Regions from separate parts of the Homo sapiens genome. Here regions 2 and 3 are each linked to region 1. Evidence: chromatin loops called from intact Hi-C (ENCODE). Cell type or tissue: GM12878. All regions are shown on one strand.

What was found. A loop is a pair of places that touch in the nucleus more often than their neighbours do. Peaks named below come from ENCODE experiments on the same cell type or tissue, not always from the same donor. Only the 100,000 strongest peaks of a DNase experiment are listed, where the experiment ranks them.
Region 2: it touches region 1 in a loop (2.2-fold over the local background); 2 of 110 quality-filtered maps call a loop at or near these places.
Region 3: it touches region 1 in a loop (2.9-fold over the local background); 5 of 110 quality-filtered maps call a loop at or near these places.

What each region holds. Positions count from the first base shown.
Region 1 is chr2:159,959,603-159,967,602 of GRCh38, reverse strand. It overlaps PLA2R1 (phospholipase A2 receptor 1), which reads left to right. Exons shown (of 30, transcript NM_007366.5): 20 at 1-64. Among named protein-coding and RNA genes, the nearest start is that of LY75-CD302, 59 kb to the right of the region's middle. In GM12878, no CTCF peak of the experiment used is centred here; DNase peaks (open chromatin) are centred at 3,762 and 6,932; H3K27ac peaks cover 1,700 bases.
Region 2 is chr2:159,874,513-159,882,512 of GRCh38, reverse strand. LY75-CD302 (LY75-CD302 readthrough) reads left to right here. Exons shown (of 38, transcript NM_001198760.1): 7 at 198-389; 8 at 1,273-1,430; 9 at 3,144-3,254; 10 at 3,792-3,880; 11 at 4,020-4,189; 12 at 6,870-7,069. It overlaps LY75 (lymphocyte antigen 75), which reads left to right. Exons shown (of 35, transcript NM_002349.4): 7 at 198-389; 8 at 1,273-1,430; 9 at 3,144-3,254; 10 at 3,792-3,880; 11 at 4,020-4,189; 12 at 6,870-7,069. Among named protein-coding and RNA genes, the nearest start is that of LY75, 26 kb to the left of the region's middle. In GM12878, no CTCF peak of the experiment used is centred here; a DNase peak (open chromatin) is centred at 3,180; H3K27ac peaks cover 3,152 bases.
Region 3 is chr2:159,891,543-159,899,542 of GRCh38, reverse strand. It overlaps LY75-CD302 (LY75-CD302 readthrough), which reads left to right. Exons shown (of 38, transcript NM_001198760.1): 2 at 484-855; 3 at 5,459-5,629. It overlaps LY75 (lymphocyte antigen 75), which reads left to right. Exons shown (of 35, transcript NM_002349.4): 2 at 484-855; 3 at 5,459-5,629. Among named protein-coding and RNA genes, the nearest start is that of LY75, 9.2 kb to the left of the region's middle. RefSeq lists enhancers at 2,745-2,984, 3,625-3,804 and a silencer at 5,211-5,290. In GM12878, no CTCF peak of the experiment used is centred here; DNase peaks (open chromatin) are centred at 3,991, 4,146 and 6,223; H3K4me3 peaks cover 2,530 bases; H3K27ac peaks cover 8,000 bases.

The DNA of each region.
Region 1 (8,000 bases):
AAAGAAAGATACACCAAAACAACATGGAACGTGTCCCAAAGGATGGCTATATTTTAACTATAAGGTAAGCTTGTTTTTCAAAAGTTGCCTTTGTTTCTCTTTTGTAGACACTAATTTTGGAAAGTGTTCAAAAAGTGAAAGTGGCTTTTGAAAGCTGTGAGTTGTCCATAGGACCTGGAATTTTTTTGTCACAACTTTCAAGAAATTTGAGTTTTCCATTTAGTAACAAATCTTTTGGAACAAAAGATTTTTGTCAAAAACAGCCTGGACACTGCCCCTCGTTTCTATACTCAGTTTTACTGTTGGCATAGTCATTTATTGTGCTGTATGAATGTTTCATTAGGTGTAACATATGTATGTATATGTATGTATGCATGTGTGTGTGCATATGCATGTGTGTGTGTGCTCATGTGCGTGCGTGTGTGTGCACGTGTATGTATGTGCCTGCATGCCTGTGTGTCTAGGTTCTGCTCCCAAATAAGCTGTAAATTTCAGAGGACCCAGACTCCATCTCCTACTCTTGTGTTTTCCCTGCCTGGAGCCGGCATAGAGCTCTGCCCACTAGTGAATTGAGGGACTAATAACTTAGCTTGGTCAATGTCATCTTAAGCCTCATAAAGCTGGTGCTTCCATGCAGATTTGAATTAAGAAAAAAAAAATTGCCAGTGGGGATATTTTAAACCAGATTTATTATTTCTGATGCTGCCTTCAATTAAGGCCTAGTCTCCCTCCACTCTTCATATTTTATAATAAAATAACTTTATAGGCCTTAGGTGGAAGTAATTAAAATGCATCCCAAATTATAATTGTTTAACTCTTAGAAAATTAAAAAACCCAAACTGTGTCATCATTTCATATGCTAATATGAAATTCCTCTTCAATTGTGGACAGCCAATTTTTAATCTAAGTGTTCAGTTATATTGGCAGGGCTTTCTCTCCTTTGTGATCTTCCTCCCATTGTTAATTTGAGAAATGAGGCCACTTGGATTTTTCACACATTCATTGAGTACCCACCAGACATTTGGCACTGACTTTTAAATTTTTTTAATATCTGGTAAATACACACAATATAGAATTCACCATTCTAGCCATTTTTGTCTACTGTTTACTAGTGTTAAGTATCACATACTCACACTGTCATTCAACAAATCTCCAGACCTTTTCCATCTTGCAAAACTGAAACTGTACCCATTAAACGACTCCCTGTTCTTCCTACTCTGAACCCCTTGGCAACTGCTGTTCTACTTTCTGTGTCTTTGAAATTGACTAATTTAGATACCTCATGTAAGTGGAATCAGACAGTATTTGCCTTTTTGTGACTGGCTTATTTCAGTTAGCATAATGTCCTCAAGGTTCACCCACACTGGCATGCGACAGGACTTCCTTTTGACGGTTGGACAATATTCCATTGTATGGATATACTACATTTTGTTTATCCAGTCATCCATTGGTGGACATTTGAGTTACGTCCCCCCTTAGCTAATTGATTGTATGTTTATTTCTTATATCACTGAATTTTAAAAATATATAGAATTACTATCCTCATTTTACATATGAGAAGACAGATGCTAACAAAATTGTGTGACTTTTCTGAAACTTCACAGTGAATACGCATCAGGCCAAGACGCACTTTTTGTTTTCTGACCCTGAGTCTGGTGGTCTTGCCCCTTTCCTATGCCTGCCACTTCACGTTGGCACTTAAGGACTGCCACTCCAGAAATGCAAATTAAAACAACAATGAGTGATTTGCCACTGCACAGCTACTAGAACGGCCCAAATCCAGAGCACTGACAACACTACATGCTGGCAAGGAGGCCGAACAACAGGAGCTCTCATTCACTCCTGGTGGGAATGCAGAATGGTACGGCCACTGTGGGAGACAGTTTGGCAGTTTCTTACAAAACTAAACATACTTTTACCATTTGATCCAGCAATCACACTCCTTGGTATTTACCCAAAGGAGTTGAAAACTTATGTATATGTAAAAACCTGTCCATGAATATTTATAACATCTTTATTCTTAATTGCCAAAACTTGGAAGCAATCAAGATGTCCCTAGTAGGTGAATAAATAAACTGGTACAACCACACAATGGAATATTACTCAGTGCTAAAAAGAAATTAGCTATCAAGCCTTTAAAACACATGGAGGAAACTTAAATTCATATTACTAAGTGAAAGAAGCCAATCTGAAAAGCCTACAATACTGTATGATTCCAACTATATGACATTCTGGAAAAGACAAAACTAGAGAGACAGTAAAAAGATCAGTGGTTGCCAGGTGTTGCAGGGAGGGAAGGATGAAGTTGTGGAAGATTCTTAGGGCAGTGAAAATTCTCTGTATGATAGCACAATGGTGGATGCATGTCACTAGACATTTGTACAAACTCATAGAATGTACAACACAAAGAGTGAACCCTAATGTAAACTATGGACTTTGGGTGGTTATGATGTGTTAATGCAGGTTCATCGATTGTAACAGATGTACCATTCTGGGGTGATGGGGCATGTGATAATGCGGGAGGCTGTGTATGTGTGGATCAGGTGGGAAATCTCTGTACCTTCCTGGTTTTTTTTGAGATGGACTCTCAGTCTGTCACTCAGGCTGAAGTGCAGTGACATGATCTCCCCTCACTGCAACCTTTATCTCCCAGGTTCAAGTGATTCTCTTGCCTCAGCCTCCCAGGTAGCTGGGGTTACAGGTGCCTGCCACCACGCCTGACTAATTTTTGTATTTTTAGTAGAAACGGGGTTTCATCATGCCAGGCTGGTCTCAAACTCCTGACCTCAGGTGATCCGCCCGCCTTGGTCTCCCAAAGTTGTACCTTCCTCTTAACTTTGCTGTGAACCTAAAACTGCTCTTTAAAAAATGAAGTATTTAATAATTTTTTTTTAAAAAAAAGGGTTGCCATGTCAGCTTAGCCCTATGACACAGTGAGCTCAGTGGCACCATGAGATATTTTCTAGAATAGTATAATTTACTCTAAAACTTTACTATAGTAATGAGGTACACTATTTTTTAATCATTGATACTTTCTGTATACTTCCTATTTTCTCAAACTATAAAATCTTTCTACCAGGTATAAATTATTTTCACATTTTAGTATGAGAAACTTGTAGCTAATATTCAATAAGACACTGAGTGTTACTAAGTCTTTTATTAAAACCTTTGGCAATTAGTTTTTTAAAGCATCTTTATGGTCCTAAATAATGTAACATAACATTTGCCATTTTAACCATTATTGAGTGTACAATTCAATGGCATTAATTACATGCACAATGTTATACAACCATCATCTCTATTTCCAAAACATTCTCACTATCCCAAACAGAAACTCTGTAACCATTAAGCACTAACTTCCTGTTCCCCATCCCCTGGTAACCTCTAATCTATTCTCTATCCCTGTGAATGTGCCTATTCTAGATATTTCATATTAGCGAACTCATACAATATTTGTCCTTGTGTCTGGCCTATTCGCATGATGTTTTCAAGGTTCATTTGTGCTTTAGCATATATCAAAATTGCCTTCCTTCTTGTGGCTGAATAATATTCCTGTGTGGCACGGGCGTGTGTGTGTGTGTGAATATTGCATATTTTGTTTATTCATTCATCTGTTGATGCGCACTTGGGTTGTTTTCACCTTTTGACTATTGTGAATAATGCTTCAATGAGCATTGGTGTGTAAGTCTCTGTTTGAGTCCCTATTTTCAATTCTTTTGAATGTATACCTACGAATAGAATTGCTGGGTCATATGGTAACTCAGTAGTTAGCTTTTTGAGGAACTGACAAATGTTCTTCCACAGCGACCAAACCATTTTACAATCCTGCTAGCCGTGTGTGAGGGTTTCAATTTCTCCACATCTTTGCCAACTCTGGCTATTATATAGCCATCCTAGAACACGTTAGGTGTTATTTCATTGTGATTTCGATTTGCATTTCTCTATTATCTGATGAAGTTGAGCATCGTTTCATGTGCTTGTTAGCCATTTGTTTATCTTCTTTGGAAAAATGTCTATTAAAGTCCTTTGTCCATTTTTAAATTGGATCATTTGCCTTTTTATTGTTGAGTTATAGGAATTCCTTGTATATTCTAAATATTAAACCCCATCCAATATGTGATTTATAAATATTTTCAGTCATTCTGTAGGTTGTCTTTTAACTTTCTTGATAATGTCCTTTGATGCACAAAAGTTTTTAATTTTGATGAAACCCAGTTATCTACTTTTTCTTCCGTCACTTGTGCTTTTGGTATCATACTTAAGAATTCACTGCCAAATCCAAGGTAATGAAGATTTGCCCCTGTGTGTTTGTCTAAGAGCTTCATGGTTTTAGCATTTATATTTAGGTTGTTGATACATTTTGAATTCACTCCAGTATGTGACAATTAGTTTTTCACAACTGTTAGAACAAGTTTATCCTGGCATGGTCTCTAGGGAACAGGCATAAAGGAATGCCTAGCTAATCTCCAAATCACATTTCTGGTACAGATAGTGAACAACCCAAAAGCATGAACACAACTGTCCTAGTTACTAACTCATGCCTCCTCTCATGTGTAAAAGAGGATTTTTTTATATACTTTAAGTTCTGGGGTACATGTGTAGAACATGCAATTTTGTTACATAGATATACACGTGCCATGGTGGTTTGCTGCACCCATCAACCCGTCACCTACATTAGGTATTGCTCCTAATGTTATCCCTCCCCTAGGCCCCCAGTCCCCAACAGGCCCTGGTGTGTGATGTTCCCCTCCCTATGTCCATGTGTTCTCATTGTTAGCTCCCACTTATGAGTGAGAACATGTGGTGTTTGGTTTTCTGTTCCTGTGTTAGTTTGCTGAGAATGATGGTTTCCAGCTTCATCCATGTCCCTGCAAAGGACATGAACTCATCCTTTTTTATGGCTGCATAGTATTCCATGGTGTTTATGTGCCACATTTTCTTTATCCAGTCTATCATTGATGGACATTTGGGTTGGTTCCAAGTCTTTGCTATTGTGAATAGTGCTGCAATAAACAAACATGTGCATGTGTCTTTATAGCAGCATGATTTATAATCCTTTGGGTATATACCCAGTAATGGGATTGCTGGGTCAAATGGTATTTCTAGTTCTAGATCCTTGGGGAATCACCACACTGTGTTCCACAATGGTTTAACTAATTTACACTCCCACCAACAGTGTAAAAGTGTTCATATTTCTCCACATACTCTCCAGCATCTGTTGTTTCCTGACTTTTTAATGATCGCCATTCTAACTGGCCTGATGTGGTATCTCATTGTGGGTTTGATTTGCATTTCTCTAATGACAAGTGATGATGAGTATTTTTTCATATTTCTGTTGACTGCATAATGTCTTCTTTTGAGAAGTGTCTGTTCATCTCCTTGGCCCACTTTTTGATGGGGTTGTTTGTTTTTTTCTTGTAAATTTGTTTAAGTTCTTTGTAGATTCTGGATATTAGACCTTTGTCAGATGGATAGATTGCAAAAATTTTCTCCCATTCTGTAGGTTGCCTGTTTATTCTGATGATAGTTTCTTTTGCTGTGCAGAAGCTCTTTAATTTAATTAGATCCCATTTGTCTATTTTGGCTTTTGTTGCCATTGCTTTTGGTGTTTTAGGCATGAAGTCTTTGCTCATGCCTATGTCCTGAATGGTATTGCCCAGGTTTTCTTCTAGGATTAAAAGAGGATATTTTAAGGAAATTAATGACAAGTCAAATCCTTAGCATTTGATAAATAATTCTTAGAAACCTGGAATAGTTGTTTCTGGTTCAGCCTTTTGCTATTATCCTTCCCCCAAACTTGATTTTTACCCACACAGTTCACCTCCATCCCATGTGTCCTCCTGTACACACGTAGAGAGTGTGTATCTATGGGAATGGTGGCAGTGATGGTGGAGCAGACCCAGGGCAAAAGAGCAAGTGAATGCTTCCCATGAAAGGAATAGAGAGGGGAATAAATATGTGCATGAGAATGGCGGGGAGGGGAGGCGCCTTCTGAAGCTAGCCCTGGGGCATGATTAAAACACCCTCATGTAGCTCAGAGTTATAAAAAAAAATTATTGATAACTAACAGCTAGATCAGTAGTTTTCAGCCCTGGTCAAATATTTAGAATCAGCAGGTGAGCTTTTTAAAAACATCAAAGTGCAGGAGACGTCCTGAAGATTCTGATTTAGCTGATCTGCATGGGATCCAGGCATCCGTATTTTTTTAAAGCTCCCTCAGTTATTCTAATGTGTGGCCAATATTTACCCAGCAATTCAACAGTCATAGTTCCACAACTCTTTCTTCAAGGCATTAGGAGCATTTGATTACAAAGGATATCATCACAGCAGGCTTCATAAGTAGGTGGCAATTCACCTGGCACAATGTCAGAGTCACCATGCATGTCTCCCCACCCACAGTGCCTTCTCCTGCGCATTAATGCCTAAAATTCCACCACTGGAGTTTCTCTCCTTTGTCTCAACACTTTCCTTTATTTTTAAAAGGGAAATATTTTTGAGATTGCCTCATCTGTCATCAACATCTTGAAACAAGTAAGTTTATCAGATTATTAGAAAAACTGTTAATAGGAGAGTTGATAGCTGAGAGCGGTGGGATGGTTTTTCCCTATTAACAAATAAAGCTACAGAAGGAAAACTGGGAGATAACAATGATGGACCTTCTTTACTTCACAATTCTGAAATGAGTTCCAATATATTATGTCCCATTAAACTTTGCTTATTGTTTGTGAATTTCCTAGGACTAATTTTTATTGGTTATTTCTAAGGAAAAAAATCCCACTTTGTTGGCAAATTAAGTGGGTTTTAAAACTGAGATACACAGAAATTAAGCATCTTTTCTAATGTCTCATAAATAGTTTTCTCTGTGTTTGATAATGTAACAGAGGTTTGACCAGGGGTTTACCCAGGAAGAATGAGTCATCTAAGATACTTGTCCCAGCAGATCTGTGGGAGGAAGAAATTCTAAGTGTGTGTGTGTGATTAACTCTTGTGCTTCTACTTACATATTTTTATTCAAGACCTGGATTGAGTGGTAATGGCTGCTTTGCACTGTCTAGTTTGGGATTAGTCAATATTTGATTTTGTGCATAACATAGTTTTTTCTTAAAAATACTCTCACCTCTTTTTGGAATTTATTCAAATTGGAGCACTTCATTCATTCATTCATTTACTATCTCGATGTCGGGAATTCAGTGGTGAGGAAAAACAGACACAGCCCCTTCTCTTTTGGTGCTTACACACTAGAGGGAGAACAAACATTAGTAAATCGATCAGGAAAATGGCTGTGTAATTTAAAACTGTGCTGTACGTGATGAAGGAAAGTTATGTGGTTCTAGAAAAGTGTATAGCCAGAGGACCTGACTGAAGTGGTCAGAAAGGCAGGGAACATTAAAAATAGGGGGAGCTGCATGTGCTAAGGTCCTGCAGCAAGGTGGGAGTATGACATTTAAGAAACTAAAGGAAACATAGAGAACTAGAGTGGCCAAAGGTGAGACAAAAGAAGTGGAAAGGGTGATACCGTGTTGGACTTCTGGCCTCTATCCTAAGAGCAGTGGGAAACCCTTGATGGGTTTAAAACTAAAGAAGGACGTGACCAGGACCAAATTTTAAAAAGTTACTCTAGATGTAGTGCCAAGGATATATGGAAGAAGGGCAAGGGTGAGAAAGGTAAGAGCAGTTAGGAAGCTATTGCTGTAGTGCAGGCAAGAGACTGGTAGGTTGGGCTAAGATAGTGGTGGCAGAGACCATGAGGCAGTGGGAATGGGGATGGGTGAGGGGGCTTTTTGGGAAATGAGATGTCCAAATGGTATGGCTGTTGGGGAGATGGAGTGGGAAGGTAAGGATGCCTCTGAGGTTTCAGGCTTATTGTATGTGTATAAGTGCATGCAGACCGTGCCATTCATTGTGAGTAGGAACACTGGGAAAGGACCAAGTTTGGAGGGAACTGAATTTCATTTCCAAATATTGAGCTAGAAATGATTTTGAGACAAAAAAGAATTTTA
Region 2 (8,000 bases), 85 kb after region 1:
CCCAGCGGGAATTCCTATGATGCTATATATACCTCATTTATGTGGTAGGCACCACATGAATTCATGTCACCGTAGCATCTGACATCACGTCCCCAGTTTTCCAGGACTCTCATTATTCAAGAAAAAAGAATTTGCAATGTTATTGATTCACAATAGATGTATCTTTACTGGAATATAAATAGCTGCTTTTCCCCCAGATGTCTGGACATACTCAGATACCCGCTGTGATGCAGGCTGGCTGCCAAATAATGGATTTTGCTATCTGCTGGTAAATGAAAGTAATTCCTGGGATAAGGCACATGCGAAATGCAAAGCCTTCAGTAGTGACCTAATCAGCATTCATTCTCTAGCAGATGTGGAGGTGGTTGTCACAAAACTCCATAATGAGGGTAAGTTTTTAAAAATACCCTATTTGAGAGGCTTAAGCCATTTTAAAGTATCCCTGGTTTTAGACTCTTTGTGGGAATGAAAAGCTTACAGTTTGATCCCACAGATCAGCCCTGTCAGATAGGATTGTCTCTGGTGATGGAACTGTTCTACAATTGGTCTAGTATGGTGGTCACTAGCAACATGCAGCTTCTGAGCAGTTGGCATGTAGCCAGGGCAACTGAGGAACTGAATTATTACTTTTATTTCATCTTAATTAATTTAAGTGGCCGCATGTGCCTAGTGGCAACCAATTTGACAGTACTGCCATTGATTGATTTCCCTCTTCTCATGAGCTAAATTCTATTTAAGTTGCTCAAAAAACTTAAGTGATAATTACTTCACTTTTGTAATTATTTGAAAGCTAAAGACTGGTAAAGGAAAATATACTAGACGGACAGTATTATGATCTCTTCCTAGAATAGAACTCTTAGCTAGAATAGCTAAGAGTAGGTACCTACTCAGTGCCAGCCTGGTGCTCCTTGTTTCACTTGTGAAGGCAGCAGAGTCATACCAGGGCAGCAGTGGACAGTATTTCTATTCAAATTGGGATATGTATGATTGTATTTATAGAATTTCATTCACCCCACAAAGCAAAGTTTATCTACACCAGATATCAGGAACACCCAGCCTGCAGATGTTCTACCTGTGTACTTTACTTGCATAAGTTACTTGAAAAGCCTTCATTACCCAACCTGCCTGTCGTATCAACATATTAATAACCGAATTAAGAATACTACAAAGGCTCTTAAAACTCCATATCAGAATATAAAAATTTGTATAACAATGTACATATTACAGTATTTAATTGAGCAAAACCAAACAAATAATACATTTTTCTTTTAGATATCAAAGAAGAAGTGTGGATAGGCCTTAAGAACATAAACATACCAACTTTATTTCAGTGGTCAGATGGTACTGAAGTTACTCTAACATATTGGGATGAGAATGAGCCAAATGTTCCCTACAATAAGACGCCCAACTGTGTTTCCTACTTAGGAGAGGTACGAAACCTCCTGTGGTTTCTTTATATTCTTCCTGTTTTACCTAATGATAATATTAAGACTTCTTTGGTTGGGAAGTTTGCGTATAAGCTGGAAAATAAAAGGTAAGAGCACTCTGGATCAGGGTACAGAGCCACGGACCATTACCTGTTAAGAATTGGGCCGCACAGCAGGAGGTGAGCGGCGGGTAAGCAAGCATTACTGCCTGAACTCCGCCTCCTGTCAGATTGGCAGCAGCATTAGATTCTCCTAGGAGGGTGAACCCTATTATGAACTGCACATGCAAGGGATCTAGGTTGCACTTCCTTGTGGAACAGTTTCATCCCAAAACTATCCTCTTCCCCACCCTCTGTGGAAAAAATTGTCTTCCACAAAACTGGTCCCTGGTGTCAAAGGTTGGCAACAAATAATCTAAAGTCTAGACTGTCTTTCTGGTAGCTACTTTAAAAAGGTAAATAAAAGCAATTACTAAATAAGCAACCCATATCCTATCTGAGAGCATCTTTTCTGGTCTCAAACAGATACAGAGAATCCCTTTAGAACTCACATTCTTGTGCTGACTGATTCTAGCAACCTGCTTTCTCTCAGGACCAGGGCCTGCACCCACCTTTCTGCCATCAGTGTGATATTCGGCAGATAGCCACAATTTAACCTGAAAAATCCCATCTTCCAAATTCATGTTCAGATTGTTTTATATCGATACTACTTTGAGAAGTAAAAAAATGGTTTTATTTAAAAACTAGGCCTAACATTTTTCAGAAACCACCTTACTCCTATAGAATGCTTAAACATTTTTTGAACATCTTTTACTTAATAATCCAAAATAGGCTGTGTCTTGAGCAGAAAAGATATATGTACCTCTACGTTTTGTTTGTATCACTTTCCTGTGGACCCCTAATTGGTTATGAAAGTGACTGTGTCACTCAGACATCTAAAGAGACTTAAGTGGAAGCAATAAATATTATGTGTATTTAAAAGAAGTTTAGAAAGGTGTCACATTTGATGCTCTATTTAAAAGGACATCCAACATGTCTTTAGAAGAACATCAGAAATGGAAAAGTGTTCCCATGGGCAAGAGTGAATTGATGGCATACCTAGACAGCATTCCAATGTTCAAAACTGACCCTTATCACAATCGACTTATTAGAATTTAATTCAAACAAAGCAAAGTGACGTAGTCAATTAAGCAAATTAATGTTAAGTAGCATATATGAAAGAGAGAATTTTGAAGTCCAGATTGAAGTAGAGTTGAAAGAAACTTTTGACCTAGAATTCATGGAGAATAGCTATTTTAGCCACCATCATCATTTTACACGTGAGGAAACCGAGAAAGGGAGGTTGATGATGTACCTAAAAGTTTCAAACTTTGGCTATGCCATTCTAGTCTAGAAGACTAGAATGCTGGAACTGTGGGCTGAGTTCTTCTCTCTTCAACTTTTATACTAAGTGTGCTTTGATGGTTTTATTGCTACTCTTATAAGAAAATGAAATTTATCCACACTGTGACCTGGAGGTGATGCTGAGGTAACTGGCTGTGAGCCATCACTTTGCAGGCCTGTTGAGTAGCATTTTCTAGGAGTGTGTTCTCACATTTGATAATTCACTTATATTCATTTCTCTCTCTCTGTCTCTGTCATAGTTTTTGTGAGTTCAGTTCTGAATATGCGGTAAATAATTTCCTTTCCAAGCAAATGTTTTTGTCTCCTTTCAAAGCTAGGTCAGTGGAAAGTCCAATCATGTGAGGAGAAACTAAAATATGTATGCAAGAGAAAGGGAGAAAAACTGAATGACGCAAGTTCTGATAAGATGTGTCCTCCAGATGAGGTAGGTAAAATCCCTATGTAAATTTTCTCAAGCAGTATTACAACTTCTTGGTTAGAAATGGTAGCTGAGACTTAAATAACTCAGACTTATAAAATAGAGGAAACTACTAGCTTCTGTTCATTTAAGTTAGAACAAGCCAGAAGGCAGTGAGTCATAGCATATTGGCCTTCTTACAGAAGCAGAAACTTGAAAATTTCTATAAATATTTGTAGAATTACTATCCTCAAGGCTGATGTCTTTACTTCCCCCACTAATATCAATATTCAAAAATAATTCATCCAGTGAATATTATACTCTTATGATGAGCCAGCCACCCATATGAGAAGTAACCCATACTTTTTGTCTGACACAGGCCCACAGTCTTGTGGAGGTTATCTGTGAAATTGCATCCCACCCTCATCACATGTATGATTTCAATAGCCATGTCCTCAATTTCCACAAGTTCTAAGACGTTATCAATGTAGCAGAAACATGCTTGCCAGACGGGACACCATCAAGTCTGGAAAAGAGTTTGACAATATTTTTCCTCTGACTTAGGGCTGGAAGAGACATGGAGAAACCTGTTACAAGATTTATGAGGATGAGGTCCCTTTTGGAACAAACTGCAATCTGACTATCACTAGCAGGTGTGACCATCAGTAAACTTGTACTCATAAACTTTCAACTCTGAATTCTTTTGCCAAACAGTCTTCCTAAGTAAAAGGTGCATCTTCAAATAGAGTCAATCATTGTGAAACACTTGCCAATTTGATTCTCCTTTTGTAGATTTGAGCAAGAATACCTAAATGATTTGATGAAAAAGTATGATAAATCTCTAAGAAAATACTTCTGGACTGGCCTGAGAGATGTAGATTCTTGTGGAGAGTATAACTGGGCAACTGTTGGTGGAAGAAGGCGGGCTGTAACCTTTTCCAACTGGAATTTTCTTGAGCCAGGTGAGTGTCTTAATCTTTGAAGTAGTAGTATACTGTGACTAGTGAAAGGCAGCACTCCTCCCAAAGATGTTCCTCACTTACTTTTGAAATGTGAGGGACATGATGATCTTCAGGATTGGAGTCTATCTATGGAACCATAAATAGAAGCAGTGGCTATGTCTTCCCTATTATGTCCTTGGGAATAATCCAATGAAAGAAATTCAAAAACTTAGTTCTCCCAAACCACCATCTAATGGCTCAGAGCTAGAAGCACCAGTGTGAGTTTTTAAAATCTTTTCCATGTAAATCTCAAATAGAATCTAGAAGCTCCCGTGTGAGGCTCTTTACATTTTCATCTCTCTGCTTCTTAACCTATTTTCAAAACTGAATGTGTTTTCTTCCATTATTCTCAATGGGTAAGAATTATGGAGGCTATCTTGTATTATTTATTTTGTTTTTGTTTTTGTTTTTGTTTTGAGATGGGGTCTCACTCTGTTGCCCAGGCTGGAATGCAGTGGTGTGATCTCGGCTCACTGCAACCTCTGCCTCCCAGGTTCAAGTGATTCTTCTGCCTCAGCCTCCCAAGTAGCTGGGATTACAGGTGCATGCCAACATGCCCAGCTACTTTTTGTATTTCTGTAGAGATGGGGTTTTAACATGTTGGCCAGGCTGGTCTCGATCTCCTGACCCCAAGTAATCCATCTGCCTCAGCCTCCCAAAGTGCTGGGATTACAGGTGTGAGCCACTGTGCCTGGCTTCTTATTTATTTTGAAAGTTATTTCCTCTTTCTCCAACCAGCCTAAAGCATTGACCATAATTTGCCATAGAATCAGAACACTTAAGCCGGAAAGGACCTCAGAAATACTTTTAGAGTTAAGAAAACAGAGACTTTAAAAGGTGATTTACTTGACAAAGATCATCTGGTTATTGAATTAATGAAATCCAGAGTTCCTGATTTTTAAGCCAGTGGCTTTGAATAAGACAGCAGTATAAAGCATTCTACTTTTCACCCTGTGAATTATTTATATTTTATTGTGTTGGTCTAATGTGATCATGAAGACTATTTTTTATAACACAGAGATTGGAAAATATGAGCTTACAATTGAACATGTTATTTGAAATAGAAAATGCCCACAAAAGTTAGGACACATGGTCATCACCATCAACATGAGTGATGTTGCTAGTAACAAAGTCATCCTTTTATGTCTGAAAAAGATAGAGTATACAGATGTTGATCCTGGTTAAATCTCAGATTAAGAACACTCTAATGGATAAAGCACATAGATTTCTTTTTTTCTTTTTCTTTTTTCTTTTTTTTTTTTTTTTTTTTTTTTTGAGATGGAGTTTCGCTCCTCTTGCCCAGGCTGGAGTGCAATGGCTCGATCTCGGCTCACTGTAACCTCTGCCTCCCGTGTACAAACAATTCTCCTGCCTCAGCCTCCCAAGTAGCTGGGATTACAGGCACCTGCCACCATGCCCAGCTAATTTTTTTTGTATTTTTAGTAGAGACGGAGTTTCACCATTTTGGCCAGGCTGGTCTCGAACTCCTGACCTCAGGTGATCTACCCACCTCAGCCTCCGAAAGTGCTGGGATTACAGGCGTGAGCCACCGTGCCTGGCCAGATTTGTTTTATAGACACTAAGAGTAAAGGTGACGTTCTTGATAACTAAGTCTTGGTGGTTGGAGAGGTGCTTGGGAAGTAGCTACCATGACTACTTCCTCCATTCTATGACCAGAAAGGCTATGTGAAGCTCTCTTTACCATTATTGCACCCATCCTCAGCCAACTTGGTCTATCATGGGCACACCGTGGATAGAAGGACTGAACAGGGAAAAATAGCACACCCATTCAGGGTAGCAAGGCAATTATTTTTCCCAGTTTCTTATTCCTCTTGCTGTTTGTGTATATGAGACTATGTGGCTTCTCTGTTTGGTGGGATAGAAGTTGTCCTATTACTTTTCAGTATATGTAACTCTTCTTGTCTTTTACCTGCTTCAGGCAGTGTGATGTAATGGAAAATGGAACATGATGTTTTGTCAGACAAATCTGGTTTCAACCCCAACTCTACCATTCACTAACTCTGACTGTGGGCAAGTTACTTAGTCTTCATTTACAAAATGGAACTGATAATTCAAACTACCTTTTAATACTGTTATGAATACATAAAATTATGACTGTCATAAAATTAACGGTAAACAAATGTATGTTACCACATACCTCCTTCTACCTTTATTGTACCAGCTTTTCCTTTGGATCAGAATCTGGGAGAGTTGTGTTTTGAGGTTAACTAAGTTTCTTAAAAACTGCTCAAAGTTTTTAAGCTAATTTGAACCACTATCCTAAGCAGCAGTAGTATTTAGGGTACAGCTCTAGAAACAGACCACCTGGGCACAAATCCTGGGGCAACCACTTACTAATTCTATGACCTTGAACAAGTCACTTCATTCTCACTGTACCTCAAATTATGACAATAGAATCCCCCCATAGGTTTGTTATGAGGATTAATCTTTTTCAAAAAGTACTTTACAAATAATAAACACCTGTCATTATTATTCTGAACAACATATTTCTTTCCTCTCTTTGTTCCATTTTTTTTTTATTCTCTCTCCCCAACTTGGCTGAAGTAAAGAGTAGAAACACTAGAAAATGTTTGAACTTTAACGTTTTAATTTTTAATTGAGCTTTCCACTTCAATCCCAGCTTCCCCGGGCGGCTGCGTGGCTATGTCTACTGGAAAGTCTGTTGGAAAGTGGGAGGTGAAGGACTGCAGAAGCTTCAAAGCACTTTCAATTTGCAAGAAAATGAGTGGACCCCTTGGGCCTGAAGAAGCATCCCCTAAGCCTGATGACCCCTGTCCTGAAGGCTGGCAGAGTTTCCCCGCAAGTCTTTCTTGTTATAAGGTAAAGTGACATTCTCATTCTATCCTTCAATGAAGTTATTTTTCCACTACCCTTGTTCATGTCCTTGTACAAATTATGCTCTTCTCCATAGTACTATGTAACCTAACTAAAGTGCTCTGGAGCACAGAGTCCTTGGCAGGGCATCGCTGAACCTCTGGTGTGAGGTGCCTCAGCCCCACACCCTGCACGTGTCCTACCTGAAAGGGCAGGCCCAAAGCCAGAAGTGGCTCCACCCCAAGGTCTTTTTTTCCCAGTAAGTTGGTGTACTATATGCCATACTGCCACTATGCCTATGATCCTCATATTCCTCTAATTCTTGTTGTCAAATTAACAGCTCCAGCACTCCTAATAATGTAAAAAAAGTGTATATATATTTACACTTTTACAAACATATATATATTTGTGTGTATATATACAAATATATATATTTATATATACAATATATATATTTATAAACATATTTACAATATATATATTATAAATATATTTATAAATATATTTACAATATATATATTTATAAATATATTTATAAAATATATATGTTTATATATTTACAAAATATATATGTATATATATTTACAAAATATATATATATTTACATATATTTACAAAATATATATATTTACATAAATTTACAAAATATATATATTTACATATATTTACAAAATATATATATTTACATATATTTACAAAATATATATATTTACATATATTTACAAAATATATATATTTACATATATTTACAAAATATATATATTTACATATATTTACAAAATATATATATATTTACAAAATATATATATTTACATATATTTACTATATATATATTTACAAAATATATATATTTATATATATTTACAAAATATGTACATATTTATATAGATTTACAAAATATGTACATATTTATATAGATTTACAAAATATGTACATA
Region 3 (8,000 bases), 68 kb after region 1:
TAGTAGCTAACATGTAAGCAAGGCAGAATTATGGTCCCAACTAGACTTTTCATTGAGATGAAAACTAAAGAGCTTCTTTTGTCTTATTAAATGAGAAGGGAAAAATCTTTCATGAAATAGCAACAACAAATATACATGCTACTCTACACGCTTTACATGGATTAGCTCCTTTCATGCTCACAACCATCATATGAAAACTGGAGCACAGAGGTTAAATGATTTGCCCTGATCCTATGGCTAACAAGTAGCAGGAGCAAAATATGGACCCAGGCGGACTGGCTCCAGAGCCCGTGTTCTGACCCTACACACTGCACTGCCTCTCTGCTCACCACTGTCCCACCTTTTGTAGTCCCCTGCAGCTTAAAAAGAGTGGGAACAGACTGAGGATGGGAACAGTCCAGTAGTGCTCAGACTCTCCTCAGCAGGCAGGGAGCAAGGCGCTTCAACCACATAATCTACAATCTGTCTGTCCATTTGACTCAGCTAATGACCCCTTCACCATCGTCCATGGAAATACGGGCAAGTGCATCAAGCCAGTGTATGGCTGGATAGTAGCAGACGACTGTGATGAAACTGAGGACAAGTTATGGAAGTGGGTGTCCCAGCATCGGCTCTTTCATTTGCACTCCCAAAAGTGCCTTGGCCTCGATATTACCAAATCGGTAAATGAGCTGAGAATGTTCAGCTGTGACTCCAGTGCCATGCTGTGGTGGAAATGTGAGCACCACTCTCTGTACGGAGCTGCCCGGTACCGGCTGGCTCTGAAGGATGGACATGGCACAGCAATCTCAAATGCATCTGATGTCTGGAAGAAAGGAGGCTCAGAGGAAAGCCTTTGTGACCAGCCTTATCATGGTGAGTATTAGAGAGGGACTTTGACCGATTTGCTGTTGTGCTTGTCACATGTGGCATTAAACATGCACAATTTAGTAAAAATAGAGTCGTACATTAGTAAGGGCAGTGAGTAAGCTCTTCACTTCCAGGCACTGTGCAGTTACTTTGAGCGACATTCTTACAAGTCCATGGTATTTGCCTCTACTTTGCAGGTAAGGCTAAGAGAGATAAAGTGCCTTGTCTGAGGTCACACAGCCATGTTGTGATAAACCTGGGATTTCATCAGATAGATATGTACTTCTTATGATGGTCTTCTAAACCCTAGAGGAAAGGAAACCCTAGAGGAAAGGAATCATTAGATTTGTACAGGCTAAAAGTCAAATGATCTAATAATGTTGATCTTATTCTAAGTTTTAAAAGAAGAAGAAAGGTCAGGCGTAGTGGTGCATGGTTGCGGTCCCAGCTTCTCGAGAGACTGAGGCAGCAGGATCACTTGAGCACACAGGAGTTCAAGGCTGTAGTGTGTAATGATCACGCCTGTGAATAGCCACTGCACTTCAGCCTGGGCAACATAGTGAGACACCCATCCTTAAAAAAGAAAAGAAGGAGAAGGAGGAAAAATATATTTTTTCTTGCCTACGGATTTTGAATAAAATGGGAAAATTTTGAGTGGATTTTCTTATTTATTTTCATTTTTGCATGGCAACCAAATTTTGATGTTTATATTTATGATTCAGCATTTTAAGAGTGGAGTTTTTCAGTTGCTTCCGAAAATAAGTATATTAATATTGCCTTGCGGGGAGCGGACCATGGACTTAGCCCTGAGTCTAGGGACTGGATTGCAACTAATTTCTAAGTTAAAGAATGAGTAGATTTATTTTTTTAACCATTAAATGTAATTAGCTATCTCCCAAGCAAATATTTTTCATTATGTTGCTCTAAATTACACCAAATGTCGATATGCATATAATTATGTCCTCTAAGTCCTATTATTTCCCCTTGCCTTTCTTTACAAATTTCCCTAGCTTTACAGTGGCTTTCTTCTTCTCTTAAAGATCATTTAAGCTAAATTTGGCCTCAAAGTCACTATAGCAGCTTGCTCCCATACTTTCCATTATCCATCTGCACAAGTTTTTCTTTCTAGCTTTCTATTTCCTAGTGAGGATGCAAGAATTATTCTGAGAATGTCAAGTTCTGTTGTGGAGAAATATTAGAGAATTAGAGATAGGGTTTCCTTTTCATCATTCCCTGGCCTTTGAATAGTTGACAGTCTGTTTCTGCGAGCCAGTTTCCTCCTAAAAGTAAAGCAGTTGCTTTTTGGATATGACTTAATGGCAAATTTAAATTCTGTGCCACAAAAGCCCTTCTCCAACTTGCCAACTAAGAGGAAACACAGAGCCAAACAAAATGCCTTTTAATTGGATTTAACTTGTTTCATTGTATTTGTCCAGGGATCAGAAAGGATAATTTTCTTGGCAGGGTTCTTTTAGTCTCCTGATCTAATTCTTTTGAGGGGCATAGTTGTAATCTTAAACTCCCTCAGTCCCCAGTGTCTTCATTTCAATATAACTGGTTTTCCTTTTTATCCTATGTATTTTATGTATGCATTTCTAATGTTCTTCTGAGACAGGGACTGTGGATTTCACCCAGCTGCCAAAGAGATCAGTAGCACAAAAAAGGTTAAGGATCTACCCAGGGGACCACCCAGAGAGAGCTAAGCAATGCCACCAGCATAACCCAAAGGCATGAAGTGTTTCTTGACCTTTTCAAATATAATATTTGAAACACTAAAGCTTTTTTTAAAGCATATATAGTTGTGACTAGTCAAGGCATACCTCAAGTTTTAATTTGCACAGAAACCAGGGCCAAACTTGCCACCTCTTCTCTGTTTCTGTCTGGGTGACTGGTACCATCTAAGTTCTACATGTCAGAAATCAGCAAGTCACCTGAGAGGTTTCAGGCTCGCCTCTTCCACCACTCCAATATAATCAAATATGAAGTCCTGGCAATTCTACCCTTTTCAATTTATGTATATCCCTTCTTGTTCTTAGGTTAGGGACTGCTGTCTTAAGTTAGGGACTTTCTCTAGGACTCCGCTCTCAGACTCTCGATACTGATTGTTGTCCCCACCTTCTTATCTAGCAGTATATAAACAAAACATACAAGATACCCAAGTCCCAACAAAGTGAAATCCAAGGTTACCTGGTTTGTTACAGCAAAGCTAGGGCTTAAAACCAGTATTCCATTCCCCAAACATAGCTTCTTTCTTTCCCCCTTGGCTTTAGCAGTATAAACCAAGTTTTCACTTGTGATACAAGAACATTAATTTATCACTGTGCCTTGGGTTGCCTCTCACCCCAACTCCTATCCTGTGTGAGTCGTGTTCATCTCAGAGAAAACTGAAGTTGTATAAATTTTATGAGTGAACTGCTTTTGACTAGCACCCAGGTGTACATTAATATCATTAAGATACCTTGATCTCACTAGCACTTTTCAAATTTTGAATGTTTGGTGAATCACGCAGAGGAAATGGACTTTTTGTGGCAGGGTGGCTGCAGAACTATCAGAATTCTGGGCAACTCTTAGAAGCCTGCCAACAACCTCTTTATCCATTGAAACTATTTTGTCTCATGTTACTGATGACATTAATTTGCTAGTTTTCTGCATAATCACCTCATCTCACAAATTTGTAACTATTGCATAATAAAGCTGTTGTTTTAAGGATGCTATCATCATAAATTTGCACATTCAGAGAAGATTCTTCCCAGGAAAGTCTGTCTTGCTAAGGAAGCCCATGGTGTGTAAGAGGCCAGCATCAGCAAAGAATGTGTGGGAACAAAATGCTTAGTGAATAGTTAGCGTAATTTAGCTGCTTCTGGTGTGGTGGTTGTATGCTTATCATTCTTCAAAGCATATATTGTGACTTAGAGAGCTTATTAATTGAAGCCCAGCTTTGAGCTATGAAATTTAACTTGAAACTTGAGAAGGCACCCGCTGATGTCACAAGTTGTCCTTATAGGTCAAGAGTCTAATCAGAGAGAGCCCATTCTCATTCCTGTCACTTGCAGCTGAGTGCCTGAATGTATCACTTGACTACTCTGCAAAAATGGGGATTTCCCAGACAAGTATAATACCTCCCCTATGATCTCACAGGTTTATGATAAAGAACAAATGACAGAAATGTATACCAAGGCACTTTGTATTCCAAAAATCAAAGGTTTTAGAAAAGAAAACTGATGGCTCTACAAGGAACAGTCTTTGTGTTCAGGGACTGTCCTCTTAGGTTTGTAATATGGGAAAAGAAACTGGTCATGAGCTATTGGGGGGTTTTGATGCGGTTAAACTGAAACATAGGTAATAAGCAGAATCCTTATAAAATATAAGGTCAACACACTCTTTAACAGAAGTACGCTTTTGAAAACTGTTTCTATGACACAGCAAAACAAAACCAGTGATCTTTAAAAGACTATTTGCCAAGAAAAGCATCCAGATTATTATTACCTTTTGCTATAGGTCTGCTTATTACATTCTAAGCTGTTAAATGGCCTCACACTTTAGTTAGACGGACACTGGAGGAAAAGAAAGTAGAATCAAATACTGTCTTAAGCACACTTTTAAGCAAATCTGTGAGACATTTGGAGGAACCCTAATTGCCTGGTAAACGGTGATAAGATCTGATTACTATGATTTACCTAATGGCCATTATTTGATCTGTTAATGACTGAGGTTTTTAGCAAATTGTGGACCGAGGTTTTGGCAAATTGTGACAGGGATACAGGGATAGCTGTTCTATAAAAACACCTTTCCAAGAGAATTAGTATTGATATAAGTATCAAACATTCTTTCCAGCATTTCCAGGCATATTTGAGGTTGGAATCACTTTTCAGTTCCTCCCCATGTACCAGGGAAAATGATTGAAGTAAAAGCTATGTCTACTACCTCACTGGCCCCCCGCCGGTCACATGACTGCCCCATTGAAGCTGCTGCTTCTTTCACACCCCAAATTACCATGCCTTGTACCTTCCCAAGAATCTGCTCAGAAATTCAGCAGCTCTTCCTTTTACTTCCTCAAAAACCACAGTCTCAATTCTACCTCCAGTCTCTGAACAATGGGACTATTTGTCCATCTTTCTAATGCCGCAGGTGGTTCCAAAGTCCACACCCACCCTCAGTGGTTCCAAGGAATTTTTCTGGCTCCAACACTTTCTAAAGAAAAGAAAATAGAGGTAAATGTAACCTCAGCCAGGGCACCCTTTCTGGTGAAGTGCTCTGCGGCCCACAGCAGAGTTAGTAGACCCTCACCTGATCAAGCCAGGCTCTTTCAGCGCCTCATCACACCACAGTAAGTGAAGCTTCACATGGTTGATCACTGAACGCTATCCCCAGTTTGCAAAAGCAGAAACAGAGGCTACTAGAGGTTGGATAGCTAGCCCACAGGCAAACAGTGGGTTAGCAGGGAGCCAGCATTCATATCCAGACCTGACAGCACCCATGCTCTGAATTCCTACACTCGGATATTGTATTCTAAACAACGTTTCTTTTAAAAACAGTTTTAGAAATTAGCCACCTGACGCTGACTACCCAGTTTTTAACTCTCTTTTCCCCAACTTCCTCTCCAACCCAGAGATCTATACCAGAGATGGGAACTCTTATGGGAGACCTTGTGAATTTCCATTCTTAATTGATGGGACCTGGCATCATGATTGCATTCTTGATGAAGATCATAGTGGGCCATGGTGTGCCACCACCTTAAATTATGAATATGACCGAAAGTGGGGCATCTGCTTAAAGCCTGGTATGTATGGGCTGGTAAATTTTATGTGGAAAGGTAGTACATTTATATGAGGCAATAGGGAGAAGGAAGAGTTCAAAGTGACTCAAAAGTGACTGCAAAAATATTATCCCGGATAAGAAGTGTATGTTTGGAGGAGAAGAGAGAGGTAATGTGTAGCCATGAATTTGCCTTCAGAAGCAGGCCCGGAAGTGAACCAAGGCGGATGGTGTCATGGAGGAGGAGGAGGGAGTGTTCCATAGCACCCCAGGGAGAGGAAGTGTGGAAAAGGCATGCACAATTAGGAAATTGCTGCTGACCTTTAGTAGTTTCAGAAGACTAGAGGGGGTAGAAGCTGGATTGTAGTGGAATGAAGCATGAACAGAAGGAAGTAAGCCTCGTAAGTTTCACGGAGCAGAAGAAGAGACAGTTGGCAAAGGACAAAATTGCAACAAATTTATGTAGTTACAATCTTATTTGGCTTTATTGCAATTCTAGAATCAGGCAACACCTCATTTCATAAAATAGACTACTGTAAGTGTTCCAGTTCGTTGAACAGAGGGGATTGGCTTTGTAGACAGAAAAAGGGCTGAAGAAAGCAAAAACAGAAACCGAAGAGTGGATTGGTCATTTCAACGTAACTTTCCTTGTAAGAGCAATAGAGAAATAATTGATTGGTCAACATCAGGTGACTTCAGGTTAAGCATTGAAACAGAGGGAACTTCATTATCAGTCCAATTAAAGATTGAAACTGGCCTGTTGGGGAAATTAGGCAGTTGTCTCTCTCTCCTGATTTCTCAAAAGACCAGATGACAATCTGTTTCAGTTTGGTGATGTGGAACTTTGGCATGGGTGACTCCATTTTGATTTTTGAGTCCTAGATCAGGAGCTTAGTCCAAAACAGTGGCTTTTTTTTATTTAAAAAAGCAAAGGGTAGTTTAAGAAAGAGATCAGTTGAAAAACACTTTTAGAATGGTGAAATCTTAAGTATGTTTATGGCCTGAAGCAAAGAGCGGGAAAGAGAAGAGATAGATCTTCCTGGCTCAAAATTGGTGACACTGTTCCTTCCACCATTCCTGTGTGTTTGTCAGAGTGCTTTTTCTCGTTACTTTTTACCAGAAGCAAACTGTTCAGGATTTGCTAAAGAATTTGCTGTTCTTTAGAAAGACAGAGAGAGACCAAAGTAGCAATCACATCATTATCTGGCACATAACTGAGACACAGTTTCTCACCAATTAGGTGAGAGTTACAGGGGATCACGGTACCTGACATGTGATAGGTACTCACAAAATATTACTTAATGGACAATAGGTTGAAAGAATCTATAGCAAAGAGAAAGGAAAGAGCTCCAGACCTAAGTAATAATAGTTAATACTTAACAGGGCTCTGCCAGGTGTCAGATACTGTTTCAGGCTCTCAATATACATTAACTCATTCAGTCCTCACAGCAACCCTGAAAGGTACCATACTTTATCCCCATTTTACAGATGATCACAGTGAGGCACAAGGGAGATATGTAACTTGCCTAAGATCACACAGCTAATAAATATCAGAACTAGAATTCAAACCCAGGAAGTCTGGCTATGAAGTCCTTGTCCCAAACAGCTACACTAGGCTGACTCATTGAGTAGCTAGCCAGGTGGTATTAGTAATGCTGATCCCTCCTTCGGGAATGTGAGCTTCAGAATGCAGAAGCTCTTGGAGAGCTTGGAGAGATTATACTGGGTTAAGACTTAAGATTTCAGGGTGCAACAGAATCACATGGAGAGTTTGTTAGAACACAGATATCTAGGGCCCAGAGATTCTGATTCAGTAGATTTTTGGTGGGCCCCCCAAATTTGGCAAGTTTCCAGGTAGTGCTGATAATGCTGGTCTGGGAACCACACTTGGAGGATTACATATCTAATTAGAGGCCCAGGCTTCTCAACACCTGTAACCTACCTACTAAAATAGAAAAAGCCAGTATTTTCTTCAGCTATAATTGATAATAAGCAGAGTTTGGTCAGCCAGGTATCAACTTCATTTAACTCTCCTTATCATTTGGATCAGAAATTTAGATGTGAAAGTTTGCTTAGAGGTAATCCAATGTAAACCCCTGTTTCTCAGGTGAGAGGCAGAAGGCCCAGATCAGTGAAATGACCTGTCAGGGTCAGACCACATTTTTGTGGACACTAGTGAAGGATTCTTTATCCTCCTTCCCCACTGTACATATTTACCCCCACTGTACCTTGCTGCCTTGACAGGAATGTATCTTGGTGCCTTTAGCCTCCTGTGGGTGTTGTGTGTGTGCTGGGGCTTTGGGGGTGTGACACATACAGTGGTGTTAATGCATGCATATGCTTCCTAGAGTTACTTTTTATGGAAGAAGCAAGAGAAAGTTTCTCAAACCTGAGGG